Linked DNA regions of Homo sapiens: region 2 is linked to region 1. Evidence: read pairs that join two places in POLR2A ChIA-PET (ENCODE). Cell type or tissue: CD4-positive, alpha-beta T cell. All regions are shown on one strand. Links, peaks and the distances in the headings refer to the core of each region. The heading gives the core; the rest is flanking DNA.

The links. Peaks named below come from ENCODE experiments on the same cell type or tissue, not always from the same donor. Only the 100,000 strongest peaks of a DNase experiment are listed, where the experiment ranks them.
Region 2: POLR2A ChIA-PET joins it to region 1 with 5 read pairs; 5 of 35 experiments call an interaction of 5 or more read pairs at or near these places.

The regions. Positions count from the first base shown.
Region 1 is chr20:36,969,459-36,980,363 of GRCh38, reverse strand. No RefSeq gene overlaps it. Among named protein-coding and RNA genes, the nearest start is that of SAMHD1, 23 kb to the right of the region's middle. RefSeq lists enhancers at 3,543-4,113, 4,114-4,685. In CD4-positive, alpha-beta T cell, for the core only: no CTCF peak of the experiment used is centred there; DNase peaks (open chromatin) are centred at 5,083 and 5,513; H3K4me3 peaks cover 653 bases; H3K27ac peaks cover 2,752 bases.
Region 2 is chr20:37,076,334-37,087,238 of GRCh38, reverse strand. All of the region lies in intron 2 of RBL1 (RB transcriptional corepressor like 1), which reads left to right. Among named protein-coding and RNA genes, the nearest start is that of RBL1, 14 kb to the left of the region's middle. In CD4-positive, alpha-beta T cell, for the core only: CTCF peaks have their summits at 5,137 and 5,342 (motif pointing right); a DNase peak (open chromatin) is centred at 5,348; H3K27ac peaks cover 324 bases.

The sequences.
Region 1 (10,905 bases), core at 884-8,883:
GTGTTATGAGAATTGAGCCTGGCACATAGAAAATGCTGAATACATGTAAGATATAATTATTATAAAAAGTATGCTTGCGGCCAGGCAGGGTGGCTCACGCCTGTAATCCCAGCACTTTGAGAGGCTGAGGTGTGTGGATCACTTGAAGTCAGGACTTCCAGACCAGCCTGGCCAACATGGTGAAACCCCATCTTACTAAAAATACAAAAATTAGCCGGGCATGGTGTCGCACACCTATAATCCCAGCTACTCGGCAGGCTGACTCAGAATTCCTTGAACCTCGGAGGCGGAGGTTGCAGTGAGCCAAGATAGTGCCACTGCACTCCGGCCTGGGCAACAGAGTGAGACTCTGTCTGAAAAAATAAAAGGTATGCTTGGGCCTCCTTCTTAAATTCATTAATTTAACAAATATCAAGTCCATATTTAATTATTTAATCTACGCATCAGTCTATACCCTGGGAAAACCACATTAAAAAAATACTGCCTACATGGAGCTCATATTCTAGTGGGGGAGTCAGTATATGAGTAGATAATAAGTGCTAGGACGAAAAATACAACAGGATAAGAGTGTAGGGAAAGCTGAATTGGTCTAGGAAATGTGACCTGACACTTGAGCACAAATAGCTTTTTTTTTTTTTGAGACGGAGTCTCGCTCTGTCACCAGGCTAGAGTGCAGTGGCATGGTCTTGGCTCACTGCAACCTCCACCCCCTGGGTTCAAGCGATTCTCCTGCCTCAGCCTCCCGAGTAGCTGGGACTACAGGTGTGTACCACCACACTGGGCTAATTTTTTTTTTTTTTAATTTTAGTAGAGGTGGGGTTTCACCATGTTGGCCAGCATGGCCTCAATCTGCTGACCTCATGATCTGCCCACCTCGGCCTCCCAAAATGCTGGGATTACAGGCGTGAGCCACCATGCCTGTCCAAAAATACCTTTATGTGATGAAATACCTTCAGTATTTTAACAATCCTGTATCGGCCGGGCATGGTGGCTCACGCCTGTAATCCCAGCACTTTGGGAGGCCGAGGCGGGTGGATCACGAGTTCAGGAGATAGAGATCATCCTGGCTAACACGGTGAAACCCCGTCTCTACTAAAAATACAAAAAATTAGCCAGGTATGGTGGCGGGCACCTATAGTCCCAGCTACTCAAGAGGCTGAGGCAGGAGAATGGCGTGAACCCGGGAGGTGGAGCTTGCAGTGAGCTTAGATTGCCCCACCGCACTGCAGCCTGGGGGTCAGAACTAGACTCTGTCTCAAAAAAAAAAAAAAAAAAAATCCTGTATCATGATGTTATACATTAGCCAATACCTGATTTTTAACTTTGCAAACCTTAGACTCACTAAACAAAATTTATTCCAAGTGCCAATATCTGAAATAAATCCAACCAAAATCCTCCTCACCCTTTTTTCTTGCCTTGTTTGGTAATAAATAATGGGAGAGGCTGGGGGTGGTGGCTCATGCCTGTAATCCCAGCACTTTGGGAGGCCGAGGCATGTGGATCACCTGAGGTCAGGAGTTGGAGACCAGCCTGGCCAACCTAGTGAAACCCCGTCTCTACTAAAAATACAAAAATTAGCTGGGCATGGTGGTGGGCGCCTATAATCCCAGCTACTCAGGAGGCTGAGGCAGGAGAATCGCTTGAACCTGGGAGGCGGAGGTTGCAGTGAGCCAAGATTGTGCCACTGCACTCCAACCTGGGCGACAAGAGCAAAACTCCATCTCAAAATAAATAATAAATACATAAATAATGGGAGATTCAGACATTGGAACACAACATTAAAATTGTCACAGAATGCCAGGCCCGGTAGCTCACACCTGTAATCCCAGCACTTTGGGAGGCCGAGGTGGGCGGAAATTCGAGACCTGAGGTCAGAAGTTCCAGACCAGCCTGACCAACATGGAGAAACCCCGTCTCTACTAAAATACGAAAAAATTAGCCGGGTGTGGTGGCACATCACTATAATCCCAGCTACTTGGAAGGCTGAGGCAGGAGAATCGCTTGAACCTGGGAGGTGAAGGTTGCGGTGAGCCGAGATCGTGCCATTGCACTCTAGCCTGGGCAACACGAATGAAACTCTGTCTCAAAAAAAATTAATTAAAAAAATTGTCACAGAAGTCTAATTTAGACAATACAAGGATGACCCTGATATATTAAGTGATATCTGTGAACCATTTTTACATTAAAAATACATAATATATGCATGTTTTTTAAAGTCTGGGAAGATTCACTTCTAAAGATGGCCTTGATGTAGAACAACTAGAACTTTTACACATTGCTGGTTGGAATGCAAAATGGGTAGTAGCCACTTTGGGAAAGAATATGGCAATATCTTATGAAGTTTGACATATACTTACCATTTGACCCATGAACCCAACACATACAAAATTAAAGGGAAATAAAAATGTATGATCAGGCCGGGGGCGGTGGCTCATGCTTGTTGTGATCCCAGCACTTTGGGAGGCTGAGGCGGATGGGTCACTTGAGGCCAGGAGTTCAAGACCAACCTGGGCAACATGGCGTGACTCCGTCTCTACAAAACATACAAAAAAATAGCACACTCGCTCCCTCTCTCTCTCTCCCTCTCCCTCTCCCTCACCCTCCCCCTCTCCCTCTCCCCTCTTTCCACGGTCTCCCTCTCCCTCTCCCTCTCTTTCCACGGTCTCCCTCTCCCTCTCCCTCTCCCTCTCTTTCCACGGTCTCCCTCTCCCTCTCTTTCCACGGTCTCCCTCTCATGCCGAGCCGAAGCTGGACTGTGCTGCTGCCATCTCGGCTCACTGCAACCTCCCTGCCTGATTGTCCTGCCTCAGCCTGCCGAGTGCCTGCAATTGCAGGCGCGCGCCGCCACGCCTGACTGGTTTTCGTATTTTTTTGGTGGAGACGGGGTTTCGCTGTGATGGCCGGGCCGGTCTCCAGCTCCTGACCGCGAGTGATCCGCCAGCCTCGGCCTCCCGAGGTGCCGGGATTGCAGACAGAGTCTCGTTAACTCAGTGCTCAATGGTGCCCAGGCTGGAGTGCAGTGGCGTGATCTCGGCTCGCTACAACCTCCACCTCCCAGCCGCCTGCCTTGGCCCCCCAAAGTGCCGAGATTGCAGCCTCTGCCCGGCCGCTACCCCGTCTGGGAAGTGAGGAGCGTCTCTGCCTGGCCGCCCATCGTCTGGGATGTGAGGAGCCCCTCTGCCTGGCTGCCCAGTCTGGAAAGTGAGGAGCGCCTCTTCCCGGTCGCCATCCCATCTAGGAAGTGAGGAGCGTCTCTGCCCGGCTGCCCATCGTCTGAGATGTGGGGAGTGCCTCTGCCCTGCTGCCCCGTCTGGGATGTGAGGAGCGCCTCGGCCCGGCCGCGACCCTGTCTGGGAGGTGAGGAGCGTCTCTGCCCGGCCGCCCTGTCTGAGAAGTGAGGAGACCCCCCGCCTGGCAACCGCCCCGTCTGAGAAGTGAGGAGCCCCTCCGCCCTGCTGCCACCCCGTCTGGGAAGTGAGGAGCGTCTCCGCCCAGCAGCCACCCTGTCCGGGAGGGAGGTGGGGGTCAGCCCCCCACCCGGCCAGCCGCCCCGTCCGGGAGGTGAGGGGCGCCTCTGCCCGGCCGCCCCTACTGGGAAGTGAGGAGCCCCTCTGCCTGGCCAGCCGCCCTGTCCGGGAGGGAGGTGGGGGGGTCAGCCCCCCGCCCGGCCAGCCGCCCCGTCTGGGAGGTGAGGGGCGCCTCTGCCCGGCTGCCCCTACTGGGAAGTGAGGAGCCCCTCTGCCTGGCCAGCCGCCCCGTCCGGGAGGGAGGTGGGGGGGTCAGCCCCCCGCCCGGCCAGCTGCCCCGTCCGGGAGGTGAGGGGCGCCTCTGCCCGGCTGCCCCTACTGGGAAGTGAGGAGCCCCTCTGCCCGGCCAGCCGCCCCGTCCGGGAGGGAGGTGGGGGGTCAGCCCCCCGCCCGGCCAGCCGCCCAGTCCGGGAGGGAGGTGGGGGGGTCAGCCCCCCTCCCGGCCAGCCGCCCCGTCCGGGAGGGAGGTGGGGGGGTCAGCCCCCTGCCCGGCCAGCCGCCCTGTCCGGGAGGTGAGGGGCGCCTCTGCCCGGCCGCCCCTACTGGGAAGTCAGGAGCCCCTCTGCCCGGCCACCACCCCGTCTGGGAGGTGTACCCAACAGCTCACTGAGAACGGGCCATGATGACAATGGCGGTTTTGTGGAATAGAAAAGGGGGAAAGGTGGGAAAAAGAATGAGAAATCGGATGGTTGCCGTGTCTGTGTAGAAAGAAGTAGACATGGGAGACTTTTCATTTTGTTCTGTACTAAGAAAAATTCTTCTGCCTTGGGATCCTGTTGATCTGTGACCTTACCCCCAACCCTGTGCTCTCTGAAACATGTGCTGTGTCCACTCAGGGTTAAATGGATTAAGGGTGGTGCAAGATGTGCTTTGTTAAACAGACGCTTGAAGGCAGCATGCTGGTTAAGAGTCATCACCACTCCCTAATCTCAAGTACCCAGGGACACAAACACTCTGCCTAGGAAAACCAGAGACCTTTGTTCACTTGTTTATCTGCTGACCTTCCCTCCACTATTGTCCTATGACCCTGCCAAATCCCCCCCTGCGAGAAACACCCAAGAATGATCAATAAAAAAATAAAAAAATAAAAAAATAAAAAATAAAAAATAAAAAAAATAAAAAAAAAAAATAGCACACTCCTGTAGTCCCAGCTACTTGGGAGGCTGAGGTAGGAGGATTGCTTGAGCCCAGGAAGTTGAGGCTGCAGTGAGCCATGATCACACCACCACACTCCAGTCTGGGCAACAGAGGGAAAAAAATGTTGAAAGACTGCACACAAATGTTTATATTGATAGTTATTCATATTAATCAAACCCTGCAAACAACCCAAACATCCATTAACTGGTTACAAAGGAAGATTGCTCAGCAATAGAAAATAAATATTGATACATGCAATAAAGATGAATCTCAAAAACATAATACTAAGTAAAAGAACTAAAATACAAAAGACTATATACTTTGCATATATAAAAATATTTACATGAAATTTTCAAAAAGGCAAAATCATAGTGACATAAAACAGAGCAACAGTTGCCTGGGCGTGTGGCAGGAAGGATGTGGGGAGGGCAGGGAAGAAGATCAAAGGGCATGAGAAAACTTTTTAGAGTGATGGAAATATTCTATATTTTGTTTGTGGTGGTAGTTTTACAGCTATATGCATCACTAAAATTCATCGAATTGTGCACTTAAGACAGGTGTATTTTATTGTATGTAAATTTTATTTTATGTAAAACTGTACACTTAAGACAGGTTTATTTTATTGTATTTTATTGCATGTAATAAAGCTGGAAAAATTCATCATGTTTTACGACTTAAGATTTGCATAATTTCCTTCATGTAAAAAAAAATTGTAATAAACAATTAAAAACAGGTGACCTTTTATAATGGAGCAGCTTAACTTCAAAATTAATTTTATTTTACTTTTATTAGTTTTTGAGACAGGCTCACGATGTGTCACCCAGGCTGGAGTGCAGTGGCGTGATTAGAGCTCCCTGCAGCCTCAAGCTTCTGGGCTCAAGCAATCCTCCCACCTCAGCTTCTCAAGTAGCTGGGACTACAGGCAAGCAGCATTTCACCTGCCTAACTTTCTTTTTTTTTTTTTTTTGAGATGGATTCTTGCTCTGTCACCCAGGCTAGAGTACAGTGGCATGATCTTGGCTCACTGCAACCTCTGCCTCCCGGGTTCAAGCGATTCTTCTGCCTCAGCCTCCTGAGTAGCTGGGACCACAGGCACGTGCCATCACACCTGGCTAATTTTTGTATTTTTTAGTAGAGACGAGGTTTCACCATATTGGCCAGGCTGGTCTCGATCTCCTGACCTCGTGATCCACCTGCCTCAGCCTCCCAAAGTGCTGGGATTATAGGCTTGAGCCACTGCGCCCGGCCTACAAAGCTTTTTTTATGAGATGGAGTCCCGCTCTGTGGCCCAGGCTGGAGTGCAGTGGCACGATCTCAATGCAACCTCCGCCTCCCAGGTTCATTTCTCCTGCCTCAGCCTCCCAAATAGCTGGGACTACAGGCGAACGCCACCATGTCTGGCTAATTTTTGTATTTTTAGTAGAGACAGGGTTTTGCCATGTTGGCCAAGAGGGTCTGGAACTCCTGACCTCAAGTGATCCGTCCACCTTGGCCTCCAAAAGCGCTGGGATTACAGGTATGAGCCACTGTGCCTGGCCTGTTTTACTATTATTAAAATTAAGTGATTAAGTAGTAACAAAAAAACTGAGACTTTCTAGTGATTTTTGATCCTAAGCCTTCTCTCACTGTTGGGCCTTCATTTGTGTACTTAAAATCAATATATGTACAAGTGTTGCACTGGTTTAAAGATTCTAATGGTGAAAGTTACCGGATTACTGTATCTAGAAACCAATCTTGGAAATGGGAGATGATGCTCTTTTTTCTTTTTTAATTTTCTTAAATTTTTTCTTTATTTTTGGCTGGGCGCGGTGGCTCACACCTGTAATCCCAGCACTTTGGGAGGCTGAGACAGGGGGATCACGAGGTCAGGAGATTGAGACCATCCTGGCTAACACGGTGAAAACCCGTCTCTATTAAAAATATAAAAAATTAGCCGGGCGCGGTAGCGGGCGCCTGTAGTCCCAGCTACTCGGGAGGCTGAGGCAGGAGAATGGCGTGAACCCGGGAGGCGGAGCTTGCAGGGAGCAGAGCTCAGGCCACTGCACTTCAGCCTGGGCGACAGAGCGAGACTCCGTCTCAAAAAATAAATAAATAAATAAATAAAAATTTTCTTTATTTTTTTGAGATGGAGTCTTGCTCTGTTGCCTAGGTTGGAGTACAGTGGTGCGATCTCAGCTCACTGCAATCTCCGCCTCGTGGGTTCAAGTGATTCTCATGCTTCAGCCTCCTGAGTAACTGGGATTACCGGTGCGGGCCACCACGCACAGCTAATTTTTTGTATTTTAGTAGAGATGGGGTTTCACTATGTTCATCAGGCTGGTCTTGATCACCTCAGGTGATCCGCCGGTCTCGGCCTCCCAAAGTGTTGTTGAGATTACAGGCAAGAGCCACCGTGCCTGGCCATTAAGTTTTTTCTCTTGTTTAATTAACTTCAATTCTGCCACTTCCTAGATACTCTTTTAAAATAGCTGAAATTATTGTGTGCTTAGTCTCACTCTGTCCTTGTTTTGTTGTATAATATTTTTTATTTTATTTTATTTTATTTTTTGAGACAGAGTCTTGCTCTGTCACCCAGGCTGGAGTGCAGTGGTGTGATCTCAGTTCACTGCAACCTCTGCTTCCCAGATTCAAGCAATTCTCCTGCCTTAGCCTCCGGAGTCGCTGGGATTACAGGCATGCATCACCAACCTGGCTAATTTTGTATTTTTAGTAGAGACGGGGTTTCACCATGTTGGTCAGGCTGATCTCAAACTCCTGACCTTAGCTGATCTGCCTGCCTCTGCCTCCCAAAATGCTGAGATTACAGGCGTGAGCCACCGCGCCCAGCCTGTTGTATAGTATTTAAATGAAAGGGACATAGAAGAAAATAGTTGTTGAGGTTTTAAGATAATCATTCCTACTTTCTCTGTTACTCTATTTAAAACGATGACAAGAAAAATTCATTGTCTTACTTTGCTAAGTTTGGCCTAGGAGCTGTCAGTCTTTTTTTTTTGAGACGGTCTCACCATGTTGCCTAGGCTGGAGTGCACTGGCAGTCTCAGCTCACTGCAATCTCCACCTCTCAGGTTCAAGCAATTTTCAGGACTCAGCCTCCCGAGTAGCTGCCATTACAGGCATGCGCCACCAGACCTGGCTAATTTTTTTTTTTTTTTTTTTGAGACACTGTTTTGCTCCTGTTGCCCAGGCTGGAGTGGGCAACAGGATTAATGCACATGCTTGAGCCCACTCACCCAACTCCTGAGATCTTATCAGGAAGCTGCTGATCACCAGTTCCAGGTGTTTCTATCTATCAGGAGACTGTCTCTTCCTCTGGCACTGACTGTGACCAATTATTATTTTAGATGGACACTTTTTTTTTTAGATGGAGTCTCGCCCTGTTGGCCAGGCTGGAGTGCAGTGGCGGGATCGTGGCTCACTACAACCTCTGCCTCCTGGGTTCCAGCGATTCTCCTGTCTCAGCCTCCCAAGTAGCTGGGATTACAGGCGTGTGCCACCACGCCCGACTAATTTTTGTATTTTTAGGAGAGATGGGGTTTCACCATTTTTGCCAGGCTGGTCTTGAACTCCTGACTTCAGGTGATCCACCCCTCTCAGCCTCCCAAAGTGCTGGGATTACAGGTGTGAGCCACCGCGCCCAGCCCAGAGGGACACTTTAACAACTGACAGTTACCTGATGGTTGCCTGACATTACTTGAGGCCTTTTCCTGCCCTGCTCATGTCTGTCTAACTACCTACTCTAACATCACTATGTTGCCCAGGCTGGTCTCAAACTCCTGGCCTCATGTAATCTTCTTGCCTTGGCCTCCCAAAGTGCTCAGATTACATTACAACTTGCCTATACTTTTTTTTATTACAAATCAAATCAATGCCCCCAAGAAAACCCCATTATTCTGATACAGGGGCCCAGACACCTGCCTTGTGTCAGTATGCTTTGGATGCTAATGTTTAATTTAGAGAAAAACTCTGAGATAATTTTTTCCCTCAAAATTGGCTCTAACTATAATATCACACACCCACCTCTTCGGCAATAGTCCGTGAGCCTAGAGGGATTGAACGGTTTCAGTTTCTGGCCCCATATCTCATGAAAGCACTTCATTTTGATTGTCACCTCTTGGGGTCTGAAGACAAGGCATTGACTGGTGTCAGTGCTTAAGATTTAGTAGGAACTGGTGTCTTTTCCAGACCCAGGAGCCAAAGCCCTATAATTTAGCAGCACAAGGATTAGTTAATAGAACATTTGTACTGCAGAGAGTCCTGGCATTCTCTCTAACATGTCACAGATTAAAATGCTGTGATTTCGTGTTCAGTCATTACTGCCTGCAGTACTTCAAACCACTGTGTTAAAGTAGTTAGCTTACTCATTGCATACATCTAATTGCTAGCAATCTAGTGACAGAACTGTGATCAAAAGCATCACAAATGTGATAGGTTCTGCTGGGTGCAGTGGCTCATGCCTATAATCTCAGCAGTCTGGGAGGCTGAGGTAGGTAGATCACTTGAGGCCAGGAGTTCAAAACCAGCCTAGCCAAAATGACAAAACCATGTCTCTACTAAAAACAAAAATTGACTGGGCATGGTGGCTCAGGCCTGTAATCCCAGCACTTTGGGAGGCCAAGATGGGCAGGTCACCTGAGGTCAGGAGTTTAAGACCAGACTGGCGCATTAAGAGGCAAAATGGCCCATGTCTGATCTTCCTCTGCGGTTGTTCGACTGGTAAAGGAAAATTGTACCTACAGAGCATGTGCACAACCTCAGTAAACGCACTGTGCATGCAGTCACCCTCCCAAGTGCTGACCACCACTGCACATGCAGCAGTCAAGGGGAGGGGAAAAATCAAGTGAGAAAAGAAAACCCTGGAACCACGCCAGTGTATAAACCCCCAAGTCAAGGGCTGAACACGGCACTTGCATCTCCCAAGTTGCCCACTTCTCCCTCTTCCAAATGTGCTTTGCTTCCTTTTGCTCCTGCTGTAACACTTTTTAATAAACTCTCACTCCTGCTCTTAAGCTTGCCTCTGTCTCTTGCTCTGCCTTAAAACTACTTCTGCCCCTGCCAAATGCTTTCCTCTGCAGAGGCAAGGATTGAGTTTGCAGCAGATCTGTACAAATTTGCTGCTGGTAACATGCGTTGGTGTCACAACTAAGATACATTCCCTAGTGGTAAGAAACCTTGATATGGTTTGGTTCTGTGTCCCCATGCAAATCTCACCTTGAATTGTAATAATCCCCACATGTGGTGGGAGGGATCCGGTGGGAGGTCATTGAATCGTGGGAGTGGGTTTTTTCCGTGCTGTTCTCGTGATAGTGAATAAGTCTCATGAGATCTGATGGTTTAATAAAGGGGAGCTCCCCTGAACATACTCTCTTGCCTGTTGCCATGTAGGATGTGCCTTTGCTTCTCCTTTGCCTTCCGCCGTGATTGTGAGGCCTCCCCAGCCATGCGGAACTATGAGTCCATTAAACCTCTTTCCTTTATAAAATATCCAGCCTTGGGTATGTCTTTATTAGCAGCTTGAGAACGGACTAATACACACCTCTACACCTTGCCTTCTTCAGCTGGAGGCGTTTAACTCCGATACGCAGTTTCCTTCTCCCCTTTTGCTCTCCTGTTTACTAACCATCCTCTAGAATGATTCCTCTCGGCCACAATGGTTCTGGTCCTCTTGGCTAATCTCTCAGCTCACCCTCATGGGTGACTTGTAGGGGTGGGAAGGATCTTGTATTCCACACTGAGTAGACCTGAGACACTAATGGCCCACTGGGACAGTGAGGCTTGTGGGAGTGGTAGGGTAAAGGCTAAGACCATGTCATGTATGGGGCTACCTTTGCTTCTTCAACAAAAATCAGCTCTTTCCCCAAATCCTGCACTGTCTATTCTCTTGTTTCCTCCGTGTGTATTCTGAAATGGCCTTGTGCACCCACCAGACTGTCTGCCTTGCAAGCAAGTCTGCCTTTTCTCTGCTTTCACTTTGCATGACACATGACTTCCTTCTCTGCCTTCAACACACAATCCCCGTTTGTGATTTGTGCTCCCGCGGCCTTTGTTGCATTTGTGTAGCAGGCAAAGAGCGGGTCTCCCTTGTGGATGACCCTTGAAATTTGTAGCTGTTTTGACCTTACCAGCTCAATGACCTCCTAACCTTCCCCTGTCTGTTGGTTCATTGCTGGGACAGGCACTAGTTGGAAGCCAGGCTCTGCCAGCTCCTTGTGACTTACCAAATACTTTTCATCCCTGTTACACT
Region 2 (10,905 bases), core at 1,416-9,415, 110 kb before region 1:
CTCAGCCTCCTGAGTAGCTGGGACTACAGGCATGTGCCACCACGCCCAGCTAATTTTTGTATTTTTCGTAGAGATGTGGATTCACCATATTAGCCAGGCTGGTCTCAAACTCCTGACCTTGTGATCCGCCTGCCTCAGCCTCCCAAAGTGCTGGGATTACAGGCGTGAGCCACTGTGCCCACCCTCATCCCCTCTTTTAATAGATGGTTCCCAATTTTGGATTTGTCTCCTATTAACTTTTGATTAGATGCAGGTTAGTCATTCCCTGATGGAAAACTGTATAAGTGATTTTGTCTCCTGAGGATATCACATCTGATGATGGCATGTGTTATCCATCTGCATCTCATTGGTGATGTTAATTTTTGTCATCTGGTCAAGATGTTGTCCTATTTCTCTACTGTATATTAATTTTTTTCACCTTGCAGCTACTCTATGGGTCTCAGATACATCTTTTACTTACTCTAGTATCAAGCATATAGAATTATTTGGCTGGATAGGAAACAAAACAAATTTAGCTATCCAGTTTGGATTCATGCTAATATTCTTTGTTTCTGGGACAAAACTATTTGTGGTCATTGTCTATTTGCTATTCCTGTGTTTCCAGAATAGAAGAGGAGCAAAGTTTAAAGCCCTATTCAGAAATGGCAAATAGGTTTTAGTTGATGCTAAATTTAAATTTTTTTTTATTTTTATTTTTTGAGACGGAGTTTTGCTCTTGTTGCCCCGGCTGGAGTGCAATGGCCTGATCTCAGCCTCCCCAGTAGCTGGGATTACAGGCGCCCGCCACCACGCCTGGCTAATTTTTTATATTTTTAATAGGGAGAGGGTTTCACCATGTTGGCCAGGATGGTTTCAAACTCCTGACCTCAGGTGATCCACCCGCCTCGGCCTCCCTAAGTGCTGGGACTATAGACGTAAGCCACCGTGTCCAGCCTAAAAAAAATGTTTTTAAACAACTTTGGTTCTAAAAATAAAATAAGATGATAAAAATTAAATGAAGATCAATGGGGTTAATTTTTTAATTGAGCAAGACATTATCATTGTTAGTATAAAACAATCTGATCTTTTTCTGTCAATGTTTGTCATTGTTCATATAATTTCAAAAATCTTTGTAATGACAGATTCTGGGGGAACTAAACAAAAAAGAATTATAACAAAACAAATGTAGAGCAGTACATGGCAGGAGAATCACTTGAACCTTGGAGGTGGAGGTTGCAGTGAGCTGAGATAGCGCCACTGCACTCCAGCCTGGGCGACAGAGCAAGACTCCATTTCAAATTAAAAAAACAAGGCTGGGCGCGGTGGCTCACGCCTGTAGTCCCAGCACTTTGGGAGACCAAGCCGGGTGGATCACAAGGTCAGGAGATCGAGACCATCCTGGCTAACACAGTGAAACCTCATCTCTACTAAAAATACAAAAACAAAATTAGCCAGGTGGGCGCCTGTAGTCCCAGCTACTCGAGAGGCTGAGGTGGGAGTATGGCGTGAACCCAGGAGGCGGCGCTTATAGCGAGCCGAGATTGCGCCATTGCACTCCAGCCTAGGTGACACAGTGAGACTCCGTCTCAAAAAAAAAAAAAAAAAAAAAAAATCAAATTTCAAATAATGAAACAAACTCTGGAGATGGACAGTGGTGATGGTTGCACAGTGTGAATGTACTTAATGCTACTGAACTATAGACTTAACAGTGGTTACAACGGTAAAGGTTATGTATGTTTTACCACGCACACACACGTACACACAAATGTATTTTCAAAAATTTTAAATAATACAGAAGGCTTATAAGTAGAAAGCAGTATCCTTGGCCACGCACAGTGGCTCACACCTGTAATCCCAGCACTTTGGGAGGCTGAGGCGGGTGGATCACCTGAGGTCAGGAGTTCAAGACCAGCCTGGCCAACATGATGAAACACCGTCTTTACTAAAAAATACAAAAAAATTAGCTGGGCGTGGTTGCGGGTGCCTGTAATCCTAGCTACTGGGGAGGCTGAGGCAGGAAAATTGCTTGAACCCAGGGAGGCGAAGGTTGCAGCTAGCAGAGATCGTGCCATTGTATTCCAGTGTGGGTGACAAGAGTGAAACTCCATCTCAAAAAAAAAAAAAAAAGAAAAGAAAAGAAAAACGTCTCCTTTTGGCACTCTCCGTAATTAACCATTATTAATAATTTCTTCTGGCCAGGCGCAGTAGCTCATGCCTGGACTCCCCAGCACTTTGGAAGGCTTAGACGGGCGGATCACCTGGGGTCAGGAGTTCAAGATCAGCCTGGCTAACATGGTGAAACCTCATTTCTATAAAAATACAAAAAATTAGTCGGGCATGGTGGGGCACACCTGTAATCCCAGCTACTCGGGAGGCTAAGGCAAGAGAATTTCTTGAACCCAGGAGGTGGAGGTTGCAGTGAGCCGAGATTGTGCTATTGCACTCTAGCTTGGGCAACAAGAGCAAAACTCTGTCTCAAAAAAAAAGGTCTTCCTATGTACAAATATATAAACTTGTTTTTTGGTATTTTTTCTTTTTATTTTCTTTTCTCTTTATTTGTTTGAGACAGAGTCTTGCTCTGTCACTCAGGATGGAGTGTAGTGGTGTGATCACAGCTCACTACAGCCTAGACATCACAGGCTCAAGCGATCCCTCACTTCAGCCTCCCGAGTAGCTGGGACCACAGGTATACACCACCATGCTTGGCAAATTTTATATTTTTTGTAGAGACGGGTCTCACCATGTTGCCCAGGCTGGTGTTTTTTCTTTTTAAAACATAAATTATACTATATGTGTTGCTCTACAGTTATTTTTCTTTATATTTTGGAAATTCTTCCATATCAGCATATGTAGTTCTACCTCATTAATTTTTTTAATGATACTAGGATATTTTAGGGTATAAGGATCTTTCATCTATTTAGCCATGCCTTATGGCCATTTCGATTGTATCCAGTCCTTTGTAGTTGCGGACAAATAAACATCATTGTAAAGATGATATTTCTGATAAATTCCAAAAATATGTATGATTCCTAAAAATGGGTCAAAAGATGTATCTTTTTTGGTCAGGCCCAGTGGCACACACCTGTAATCCCAGCACTTTGGGAGGCCAAGGCGGGCAGATCTCTTGAACCCAAGAGTTCAAGACCAGCCTGGGCAACAGGGTGATACCCTGTTTCTACAAAGATTAGCCAGGCATGGTGGTGCATGCCTGTAATCCCAGCTACTCGGGAGGCTGAGGTGGGAGAATCACTTGAACCCAGGAGGTGGAGGCTGCAGTGAGTTATGATGATGCAACTCTACTCCAGCCAGGCTGGTAAAGCAAGACCCACTCTCAAAAAAAAAAAAAAATCCATTAAAAATAATTACAAACTTATGAAAAAAAAGAAAACTAAGTCTTTTTAAAATGTAGATTGATATTCTCAAAGTCCCTTTCCCCCAAAATGTTTATTTTTTTTTGAGCTAGAATCTTGCTCTGTTGCCCAGGCTGGAGTGCAATGCACGGTCTCTGCTCACTGCAGCCTCCTCCTCCTGGGTTCAAGTGATTCTCCTGCCTCAGCCTCCCCAGTAGCTGGGGCTACAGGTGCATGCCACCACACCCACCTGTATTTTTTTTTTTTTTTTTTTTTTTTGTATTTTTAGTAGAGACGGGGTTTCGCTATTTTGGCCAGGCTGATCTTGAACTCCTAACCTTGTGATCCATCCACCTCGGCCTCCCAAAGTGCTAGGATTACAGGTGTGAGCCACCGCGCCCAGCCTGTTTTTATCTTTTTTATTTTTTGTTTGTGTTTTTTGAGACAGGGTCTCACCTTGTCACCCAGGCTGGAGTGCATTGTCGCGATCTCTGCTCACTTGCAACCTCCGCCTTCTGGGCTCAAGTGATCCTCCCACCACGCCCTCCTGAGTAGCTGGGACTACAGGTGCATTTCATCACGCTCAGGTAATTTTTGTATTTTTAGTTGAGACAGGATTTCACCATGTTGGCCAGGCTGGTCTCAAACTCTTGGCCTCAAGTGATCCACCCGCCTCAGCCTCCCAAAGTGCTAAGATTACAGGCATGAGCCACCGCGCCCAGCCTTCCGCAAAACGTTTTTAAGTGTCAAATTTTTAATGCTAAAAGAGCAGTTACCCAGCATCAATGTGTTCATTCAGAGAAATAAACAAAAATTTCAAATGATTTTGTTTGCTTTGACTTATAATAATTTGGGCTGTTTTCAAAATTTCAACTTAAATATAATTTTTTTAACTTTTATTATTATTTGAGTCAGGGTCTTACTCTGTTGCCCAGGCTAGAGTACAGTAACATGATCTCAGCTCACTGCAACCTCTGCCTCCCAGATTCAAGCAATCCTCCCACCTCATCCTCCCAAGTAGCTGGGACTACGGGTGTGTGCCACTATGCCCAGATAATTTTTGTAGCTCTTTTTTTTTAGAGATGGGGTTTCACCATGTTCCCCAAGCTGGTCTTGAAGTCCTGAGCTCAAGTGATCCACCCATCTTCGCCTCCCAAAGTGCAGGGATTACAGGGGTGAGCCACCACACCTGGTCCCATCTCTAGATTATTTATACCTAATACAATGTAAATACTATGTCAGTAGTTGTTACACTGTATACTTTAGGGAATAATCACAAGAAATGAAGTTGGTACATGTTCAATACGGACACAACCATCCTTTTTTTCCAATTATTTTTGATGTGTGGTTGGTTGAATCCATGGATGTGGAACTCACAGATATGGAGGGTAAACTCTAGAGAGAGAGAGAGTGTGTGTGTGTGTGTGTTTGTATGTGTATGGTGTTGGTGGTGGAGTAAAATATATATAACATAAAATTCATAAAGTTGACAATTTTTAAGTTCAGCATACCTTCACCTTCACATTGTTCAACCAACACCACCACCATTTCCCGAACTTTCTTATCTTCCCAAACTATACACATTAAATGGTAACTCAGCTGTTTAGCTGTTAGTCCAGCCCAGCTCTGCCTCAGTGAACTATGCTGTGCTCTGCTCCACTGAGGTGCAGGGCTGACTGTATCATCACCAGCAGGGGGGATGGCTGGCCCCAACCTGAGGAGGAGAAAAAGAAGGAGGTACGCAGGTCCCTGGGGTTTCTGGTTGTATTCTTGTCCCTAGGCCCCTGCGTTGTCCCTTAGTGAGGGAGAAACCTTATGATCCTGGCCCAGCCTTGCAGGCTCCCCCGGCATAGAGACACATGCTCTGTGCTGTCTTCTAGGGGCTGCTGCTGCCCTATGTCTCCTGGCCAGTTGACATTTTGGCAACCATGAAGTGACCTGAAGCGAGCCTCCATTTACTGATATTATAATTGGAGCCTTGGTACCATTCACCCAATCTCGCTGAGCCAGCAGGGGTCTCTGGTGAGTCTCCTCTCAGATTTCAAATCTTCCTAATTTTGGTTTGAGATTCATACTTTGTTCAAGCAACCAATTCCACACTTGATGGAGCTGGAATTAAAGTTCTGCTTCTAAGGACACAATCATAGACACTGGTTATTTTACCTAGGCTTTGATTGGAATGGCAAATTTTCAGATATGACCAGACTGCTTTAAAACATTGAGGTTGTTTTTGTTTTGTTTTTGTTTTTTAGAGACAGGCTTTTACTCTGTTGCTCAGGCTGGAGTGCAATGGCATGATCATAGCTCACTGCAGCCTCAAACTTGGGGGGGTCAAGCTGTCCTCTTGCCTCAGTGACCTAAGTAGCTGGGGCTATAGGTGCATTCCACCATGCCTGGCTAAGTTTTTGTTTTGTTTTGTTTTTTGTCTTTTCTTAGAGACTGGGTCTGGCTTTGTTGCCCAGGTTGGTCTTGAACTTCTGGCTTGAGGAGATCCTCCTGCCTTTGCCTCCCAAAGCACTAAAGCACTGGGATTACAGGTGTGAGCCACCGCACCAGCCAAGGTTTACTTTATAGAGCTGATAAAAAAGATTTGGGAAGATTGACTCGCCATTGCAGAACAATCATGTATTTGGGTCATGTTTAAGTCAATATCTCACACCATTAGGAAGGTTCATTCCTAAGAAGTTGAGTCTCATGGAGGGGGGAATATTACAAAGGACCAAAGCTGAATTTTAAACAAGAGAGAAGTGGTCCTGGAAACTGTTTCAGACTACATGACTGTCCCTTTGATCAAAGCAATTCCTTGAGCAATCATTATTGTTCAAAGGTTCCCTAACAAGGTCCCTGACCTTGCAGTAAGTAAAAGATGTCACTTTCTGACAAGCCCAGGAACCTCAAGATATTTTTGGGGACTTCAGGAAGAGAGGATTTCACCCAATGCATACAGGTATTATGGGAACAGTCTGATGATGGATCCTTGGCTTGACTTCTTAGCCTCAAGGCTTTTAAAAGTCTAATCCAAAATTCCTTATGAATGTTCCAACAAAACCAACTTAAAAGAGCCTAGGTGGCCACTCACTATTCTTATTGCCCCCTATGCAAAGAATCAGGCCAAATATATTACTAAACCTTATTTTGAAAGTAGATTGCGAGCCAGGCGTGGTGGCTCACACCTATAATCCCAGCACTTTGGGAGGCCTAGGCGGGTGGATCTATTGAGGTCAGGAGTTCGAGACCAGCCTGGCCAACATGGTGAAGCCCTGTCTCTACTAAAATTATAAAAATTTGCTGGGCGCAATGGTGGGTGTCTGTAATCCCAGCTACTTGGGAGGCTTAGAAACGAGAATCACCTGAACCCAGGAGGTGGAGGTTGTAGTGAGCCGAGATCGCACCACTGCACTCCAGCCTGGGCCACAAAGTGAGATTCCATCTCAAAAAAAAAAAAAAGAGAGAGAGAGTAAATTGCGGCGGGACCAGGCACAGGCAGCATTTTGGGAGGCCAAGATGGGCAGATCACTTGAGGCCAGGAGTTAGAGACCAGCCTGGCCAACACAGTAAAGCCCCATCTTTACCAAAAATACAAAAAACAGCCGAACATGGTGGTGCTTGCCTGTAATCCCAGCTACTTGGGAGGCCAAGGCAGGAAAATTGCTTGAACCCAGTGGACAGAGGTGGCAGTGAGCCAAGATTGCCACTGCACTCCAGCCTAGGCAACAGAGCGAGACTCTTGTCTCAAAAAATAAAATCAAATAAATAAATAAAATAAATATTTTTAAAAAGAAAGTAAATTGGTCCCACTAAGATTAATCTTTGGTAAAAATGGGGAATTGAAGAGGAAAAAAAAAAGTACATTCTATCAAAATTATAGCATACCTATTATTAAATTCCAGCCTTGACTATTTTTTTAAATTTATTATTTGCATAGAATTTGGACTAAGTCCTGAATTCTTTCCTGTCTGCAAGTCTTGAAATTGATGTTTCTAAATTTTTCTCCCACTTTTCTGACTTGAAATCACTAAAATTAAAACTGCTTTTTCCTGAAGCCTGGCAAACTGAAACTGGACAATTTTACGTAAACTTCAGAAAAGTCACCATAGTAGCTTACATATAGAAACCTTTGTGGGCTGGGCGTGGTGGCTCATGCCTGTAATCTCAACGCTTTGGGAAGCCGAGGTGGGAGGATCGCTTGGGAGGGAGCCCAGGAGTTCAGGACCAGCCTGGGCAACATAGTAAGAGACTACTTTTTAGTCTCTACAAAAAAATTTTACAAAGAATGTTAGTGAAGTGTGGTGATATGCACCTGTAGTCCCAGCTATCTTGGGAGGCTGAGGTAGAGGATCACTTGAGCCCAGGAGTTCCAGACTATAGTGAGCTATGATCATGCCACTGCACTCCAGCCTAGGTGACAGAGCAAGACCCTTCTCAAAAAAAAAAAAAAAAAAAATGCTTTAAGCCCAGCATCTAAAAATCTCAACTGGCTGCCCCCTGTTCTCAAAAACTAAGTATCTATATCCCAGATAAATCAGATAACATCACTAAGTTAATGGCCGATATAAAGACCCAAATAAAAGATTGGCTAAACAGCTGGTTTAGATCTTGGGAAACTTGATAACAAAAAAAGTTTCTTTTTCTAAAAATTATAATCATTTGTTATTTTTTGTCTACACTGCTGTTATGGCATTTGAGGGTTTTTTTTTTTTTTTTTTGGCTGAGACAGGGTCTTACTCTGTGGCATCAGCTGGAGTGCAGTGGTGCCACCTCAGCTCACTGCAGTCTCTACCTCCTGGGCTCAGTCCTCCCACCTCACCCTCCCAAGTAGCTGGGACTTAACAGGTACACACCATCATGCCAGGCTAATTTTTGTAGTTTTTGTTTTATAGAGATGGGGTTTGCCATGTTACCAAGGCTGGTCTTGAACTCCTGAGCTCCAAGGGTCTGCCTGCCTCGGCCTCCTAAAGTGCTAGGAACCCATGACAGTTACATCTTCAGTGTGAAATGTTAAATATACCTTCCCCCTGCCCGCCCCCCAAAAAAAGACCATCTTGACTAATCAGATCATTGTAACTATACATTAAGCCTTACATAGGAAAATATTAGTGTTAAACTTCAAATAAAACCAAAATGAAAACTGCCCATTTCACCCTTACCCCCAGCCTCAGCAACCACCATTCTACTTTTTCTTCCTCTATGAATTTGATTACTCTGAGCATCTCTTAGAAGTGTCATCCTACAATATTTGTTCTTTTGTGACATGCTTATTTCACTTATCGTAATGTCCTCAAGGAAATGGCTGATTCCAATGCTTAGCAGACGTGTTTTCTCTGATGCATCTGGAACAGCTTCTTATGCCAGAAAGTAAGGAGTGCTCAACAAAATGGTGGAGGTGTGTCAAGGAACTTAGAAGCTAGGTTGAAAAGACTCCCATTGGTAGACTCCCGTTATTAGAAAGGAATGCTGCTTACATTAGAATGCCAGCTAATAAATGTAGAAAAAGTGGTAGAATTAGAAAATAGTCACCATTTTGCAACCTCATAGTAATAATTGATACAGTCAAAGATCATCAATGGATATTAAAACTAGTGAATAAAAGTTTGATGAAGAACAGAATATTCACGTAATTGCAAAGTGTCTCCTATGAATCACTAATTACAAAGGAAAAAATAGAAACTTTGAAATGGAAAACATGGCACATACCACCTAAATCAAGTACAAAGTTATCAGTAATGGGACTAATGGATATGATCCTCTGACAAGGATATGACATCACTTAGGTAATACTCTTGTCAAAAATACATAGCCTAAATCTAATAATGAGGGAAGCATGAGACAAACCCAAATTAGGGACATACTACAAATAACTGACCAATTGTCTTCTAAAATGTTCGTGTTACAAAGAAGTCTGAGGAACTGGTTCCAGGCTGAAAGAAACAGAAAGGAAATGACACCTAAATGCAATACATGCTACTGGATTAGGATGTTTAAAATTGCTCCGAAAGAACATTTGGACAATTGGTAAATTTTAAATTTAAGTTGAAATATGGACTAATATTTTATCAATGTAAAATTTTCTGATTTTGATAATTGTACTTTGGTTATGTAAGAGAATTTTTTTTTTTTTTTTTCAGAAAATAGAAACTGAAGTATTTTTGGGTAAAGGGCATGAAAGCTAAACGTGACTCTCAAATGGTTCAGAAAAAAATTATATGTATATTGCAATAACTAGGATTATCCAGAGAAAAAGAGCCAACAAGCTATATATAGAGAAAAATTTATTTTAAGGAATTGGCTCACACGATGGAGGCTTGGAGAGTTGAAAGTCTGATGGGGTAGGCCCCATGTTGGAGACTGCACTTTGAGTCTTCATCTTGAGGGAAGAGCTGCAGTTTGAGTCTTGAGGCAGTCTTGTGGTAGAATTTCTTCTTACTCAAGGGAGGTCAGTCTTTTTTCTATTAAGACCTTCAGCTGATTGGATGAGTTCCACCTACATTATGAAGAGTAATCTGCTTTACTAAAAGTCCACCAATCTAAATGTTGATTTCATCTAATAAACACCTTCACAAAAAGATCCAGAATATTTGAGAAAATATCTGGGCATCGTGGCCCAGCCAAGCTGACACATAAAATTTACTACCATATATGCATATGTATATACAGTATACATGTATATATAGATGGCTGGGCAAGGTGGCCCACACCTGTAATCCCAGCACTTTGGGAGGCCAAGGTGGGGCAGATCATCGAGGTCAGGCGTTTGAGACCAGCCTGACCAATGTGGTGAAACCCAGTCTCTCTAAAACTACAAAAAATTAGCCGAGCTTGGTGGCAGGCGCCTGTAGTCCCAGCTATTCGGGAGGCTGAGACAGGAAAATTGCTTGAACCCGGAAGGCGGAGATTGCAGTGAGCCGCGATTGTGCCACTGCACTCCAGCCTGGGCGACAGAGCAAGACTCTGCCTCAAAAAAAAAAAAAAAAAATGATAAAGCAAATATGCAAAATGTTAATATTTGGTAAAGGGTATAAAGGACTTCTTATGCTCTCCTTGCAAGTGTAGGTTTGATGGTATTTCAAAGTGAAAAGTTTAAGAGATAAAAGGAATGGTATACAATGGAATAAACTCCAGCTGTTAAAGTGATAGAAGGGGTTTTACTGATGTAAAAACATGTCCAAGATAAATTAGAGGAAAAAGCAAGGTGCAGAATATTGTAGGTACATTAATCCTTCTTTATCCTTGGTTTCACTTTCCATGGTTTCAGTAGCCCATCAGCCATGGTTTGAAAATATTAAATGGAAAATTCGAGAAATAAACAATTTTAAGTTTTAAATTGTGTATGGTTTTGAGTAGCATAATGAAATCTTGTGCTATCCACTCCATCCTGCTTGGGACGTGAATCATCTCTTTGTTTACTGTATCCATGCTGTGTATGCTACCTGCCTGTTGGCCACTTAGTGGCCCTCTCAGTTATCAGAGATTGACAGATCACAAGAAGGGTGAGTACAGTACAATAAGATATTTTGAGAAAGAGAGAGAGACCACATTCACATAACTTTTATTATAGTAAATTGTTATAATTGTTCTA